Regions from separate parts of the Homo sapiens genome. Here region 2 is linked to region 1. The links are chromatin loops, found by intact Hi-C in ENCODE. Cell type or tissue: PC-3. All regions are shown on one strand.

Region 1 (2,500 bases):
ACTTCTAAAAGAAATCTCTATACGCTCATTGAATTAAATAGAAGTTGTCTTAAATGGCTCGCATGTTTACTGTCGGCTGCTTGTTTTCAGATGGTTTGTCACTTGTACTTGTTAATGTTTATTTAATGTATTAAAAATTGTATAAATTGATGAAAAAGTTGAAAATGCATAAGGACAATTTAGAAATAATTCATAAAGATAAATTATTAGAAAAAAGTTGCTACTAATCAGGGGGAGGAAAGAAAAACCTAGAAGGATTCTCTAATCAGATTGTTTGGAAAGTTTTGTTAGGTTCATGCTTTACAGAAACTGAAATTGGAGATCATAGAAAATATATTGGGTGTGGTTTATATTAAAAAGATGACAATTACAATCTTTGACCCCACATTCAGTTTGGCTCCACATTTAAAACCAGCAAATTAATACATATTTATGTTTTAGGATAAAATAATGCATTAGGTATGTATCATTCTCTGCAAATTAAATGACCACTTACTGGTACCAATCATGTTGGAGTTCATTAAATTTATCAGCTTAGCTGACTTTAAAAAATGCTATAAAAATAAAAATTCTAGCATTTTAAGCCACATCAACATAAGCAACAAAATTGAAAGGAGTAAGAAAAAAAATGAAATGACATTAAAAACAGTATTTGTAGCTTAATATTTGACAGAGAGACAGTACAGATCATTGGTTAAGAGTAAGAGGTCTAAATCAGATTTTCAAAGTCTGAATTCCAAATCAGTTACTAATCGTGTCCTTAGGCAAGTTGCATACTCTCTAAGCCTCAATTTCTTCATTTATAAAATGGAGAACGCAGTACCAACTCCCTAATGATACCCTTTCACTTTCTATTCAAATGAAGAGGAAAATTAGAAGAGAAACTTTACTAAAGGTCTTTACCAAATAGCTTTAAAATTCAGTGAAAAATATTTCCCCTCAATTATTCCAATTGAAGTTAGAAAAAGAATAAAATGCCATCTACTGTTCAACTTTATGAACTGCAATATGCTTGCTTGTATAACTGTCCAGCCTTTTTTGAAAAATGGTTTCCACCATGAAATTCTGATATTGTCTTTAACATACTGAGGATGTCTGCATTAAAGAAAATCATTTTAATATTATTATTTTTTAAATAATTTTATTTAAATTTAAATAATTTTTTAAAATAATAATATTTTAAAATAAGATATTATTTTATTAGCATGGTAATCTTCCATTCTCCAGTTATTTGTTTGCTAATTCTCTGTACTTTCTGGACCTATCTCCTTTTAGCTACTGGAAATACCAAGAAAAACTGAAAAAAATTTTTGAATGTTCATAGGAAGCCTCTGTGATTAAAATGACAAGAAAGATAACCAAGCCAGGATTGCAAATCTCTCTCTTCTTTTCCTATTCCCAACAATGATGGTTTCACAGTAAGTTAGCCAACTACTGGATTTATTCCTACTTTTGTTATCAAGTTTCTTTTAAAAACAAAAACACATATTTGAGGTAAATCTGAGTATTTCAACTATATAAGGAAGGAAGAAAACTAAGATTATACTTAGAGATAGATTTAATTGTGATTCTCTTTTCTCCCTGGCCCTAAAGGCCACTTACTTATGTGACTGAAATGGAGTGTGTATCTGTTTTTGAAGAAGTGGATATAGTGGGATAGGGCAGACAGGGAAGGGCTGTCTACAGAATATTATGGTTTTCAGGTTTCAAAGACTTCAACACTATCTCCGATGACCAGATTATTCAAAAAGTTAGCAATAAAAAGGGTGCTAAGCAAACTCATTCATTCAGTTCTTCCCATACATATTCAGGTTTACATATAAATGCAGATGTACCCATGAAGTTACATTTTAGGAAGAGAATTTTGAAAAATCTAGCTCCGCGTGTGTTAACTGCATATGCAAGATGAATGAGAAACCAGAACATAAACACAGTGAGTGAATGTTTAAATGAGGTCATCTGTGCAGGATCACACTTCAAAATGTGTAATCATGGAAAACAAACACAGCTGAAAATATGTCAGAGTTGAATTTTAGTGTTTTATTTCTTTCTTTTTTTTTTTTTTTTGAGACAGAGTCTCACTCTGTCACCCAGGCTGCAGTGCAATGGCATGATCTTGGCTCACCGCAATCTCTGCCTCCCGGGTTCAAGTGATTCTTCCACCTCGGCCTCCTGAGTAGCTGGGATTACAGGCGCATGCCACCACGCCCGGCTAATTTTTTTGTATTTTTGTAGAGACAGGGTTTCACCACATTGGCCAGCGTGGTCTCAATCTCCTGACCTTGTGATCCACCTGCCTCGGCCTCCCAGAGTGCTGGGATTACAGGCGTGAGCCACTGTGCTCGGCCAATGTCTTATTTCTAAGTCACAGCTCCCCCACATAAATTTCTCTTAGCCATGTGCTAGATATTTTTCAAACTCTTTGTGTCAATAATTGGTAAATAACTGATCTCAATGTATTTTCTCCCAAAGTTAGTAGCTCTCGAAAGGTAAAAATTCA
Region 2 (2,500 bases), 59 kb before region 1:
GAAGGTATGGAAGGAAAAGAAAAATCAGGAAAGTCACTGCAGGATTGTCCTTACTTTGAGTTCTGATTTTTTCCCCAATCCACCTGATACCATTTACAGAGTCCTCAGCTGTTCCATGCATTCTTTTTTTTTTTAATTTTAATTTAAAATTTGTGTGGGTATATAGTAAGTGTACGTTCCATGCATTCTTTCCAGAGATTTTATTTGTTTTGGTGGCAGAGACAGAGTGGACTGTGCTTACTTCGTTTTAACAAAAACCATAACCCCAAATCTCTAACATACCAAAGTAGCGGGAATCATACAGCAAACACCTATGTATCCATTGCCCATATTAGATTGCATCTTTTCTTTTAAACAGAATATCTGAGGATTGCCATGTTTCTAATATGTTAAATACAGGACTGGTTTGTGTCAGAGTGCAAATCAATTATTCCTGAAATGATGGAGAGATATTTCACCAACTTGTTCTCCTTGAGGTTTTTCTAAACATCTATTTGTATTACCTTGTCTCTGAAGCATGACTATTTCTCTTAACTTTGCCTGAAGATTGAAATAATGTCAGGTGGGAAATATAGTAATTCCTGGTGTGTCTCTTTTTCCTGCTTTGAAGGTTTCACTAAGTTAAATATATTTATAACTAATTAAATCATCTACAGTGGCATTACTCTGTAACTAGTAAAATGTTTTTCATAATTCAACCAAGGTCATGTTTGACCCAATCTGGCAGCTTCTTTATCTGAATGGTGAGCCTTGAGTTTGACTTCTTCTAAGTTCTAACACCATTTGCAAAGAGCCAACAGTTGATCCCCTTCACCATCAATATTTATTCAGTGGCTGTTGTGCATATGTCTCAGTGTCAACTACTGAGGATTCAATTAGACAGAAGTCATTGCTATTTAAAGTGTAGTCCCAGGACTTGAAGCATGCACATCACCTGCAAGCTTGTTAGAAATGCAGGATCTCAGGCCCCACCCCAGGCCTTAATCAGAATCTGCATTTTTAAAAAATTCCTAGGTGATTGTTTTTGGGAAGCACTGGTATGAAATAGAGTCATGGCTTTGCAGGGCCTACAGTCTATCTGGGGAGCAAGGACAGAGACTGTACCAGCTGAGTACCATTCAAGGCACTGCATGCTAGGGACCAAAGTGAGCAGCAACCCCGAGTCCTGGGAAGAGGCAGACTGGATAAATGGAGGCTCTTACTCCAGACAGGTGTAAAGAATCCCAGGTGGGTGCAAGTGGTGCTCAGAGGATAAAAACATCTGCTGACAAAGCTTCTTACCTCTGGGAAGCTCCTAACATGGAAGTGTTCCCCAGAGGAAATTATTGGCCTCACCTATGACGAGACTGGCAATGAGGACAGGTTATCAGTGACTATTGAGCAATGTACACTTTACAGAGCTTCGTGAGCCAACTGTGAGTGTAATTTGTGACACATGGTCTTAAGTAGTCTCAGGCATGCCAGTTTTATATCAGAAGAATTTCTTTTATGGAGGTTCTTCTCGGGGAGTTTACACCTGTGAGCGGTGATTCATTGCCTCTGAGGAACAATGGCTCCACTCTGAGTTTGTGGTTTTAGAGACTCAAGTTGATTGCAGCTTGAATTCCCAGCTTTTAGATTTTATGATCGGAGCTTCGAATTTTAAAATGTAGGCTGCTTTGAAATTAGGAATTACCTTTTAGGGAAAAATAGATCTCCTATCAAAGAGTGATTTGTCACCTGTCTCAAATATTTCTGGTGGTTTTTTTTTCTTTTTGAGGTGGAGTTTCACTCTTGTTGCTCAGGCTAGAGTACAACGGCGCAATCTTGGCTTGCCGCAACCTCCTCTTCCCAGGTTCAAGCGATCCTTCCAAGTAGCTGGGATTACAGGCATGCGCCACCATGCCTGGCTAATTTTGTATTTTTAGTAGAGATAGGGTTTCTCCATGTTGGTCAGGTTGGTCTCGAACTCCTGACCACAGGTGATCCGCCCACCTTGGCCTCCCAAAGTGCTGGGATTACAGGCAGGAGCCACCGTGCCTGGCCTTCTGGTCTCTATTTGAAAGCAGATTTAGTATTACTAAATATAGAGCGCTGACTTGTAGGGAACTCCAAATTAAGAGGTGGAATTGTGTTTAGGGAACATGTTTTGAAGAACCTCAAGTAGTCAGTCATTGTTCATCATTTCTCTTTGGAACAAAGAGTCCAGAAATGAAGAGTCTTCTTCATGCTGGAATTGTAAACCTACAAATGGACTAACTCACCGTCTAGAGTGATAGCTGAAATATAAATTTGATAGGATATGCACATTAAGAGTGGGGTTTCTCAACAGTGGTGCTATTGACATTTTGGGCCTGATAATTCTTTGTCGTTGGGGCTGCCCTGTGTATTGTAGGATGTTTAGCAGTGTCCCTGGCCTCTATCCACTAGGTGCCAATATTAACCTCCCCCCACCCACGGCATGACAGTAAAAAATATCTCCATACATTTTTCCAAATGTTTCCTGGGGGCAAAATCACCC

The links. Hi-C counts contacts between places; a loop is a spot of excess contacts. Peaks named below come from ENCODE experiments on the same cell type or tissue, not always from the same donor. Only the 100,000 strongest peaks of a DNase experiment are listed, where the experiment ranks them.
Region 2: a loop joins it to region 1, with 3 times the contacts of the local background. A loop is called at or near these places in 2 of 110 quality-filtered maps.

The regions. Positions count from the first base shown.
Region 1 is chr5:75,680,467-75,682,966 of GRCh38, forward strand. The region is part of intron 10 of POC5 (POC5 centriolar protein); the gene reads right to left. Among named protein-coding and RNA genes, the nearest start is that of POC5, 36 kb to the right of the region's middle. In PC-3, a CTCF peak has its summit at 967 (motif pointing left); no DNase peak of the experiment used is centred here.
Region 2 is chr5:75,621,340-75,623,839 of GRCh38, forward strand. The region is part of intron 3 of ANKDD1B (ankyrin repeat and death domain containing 1B); the gene reads left to right. Among named protein-coding and RNA genes, the nearest start is that of ANKDD1B, 11 kb to the left of the region's middle. In PC-3, no CTCF peak of the experiment used is centred here; a DNase peak (open chromatin) is centred at 1,442; H3K4me3 peaks cover 770 bases; H3K27ac peaks cover 1,901 bases.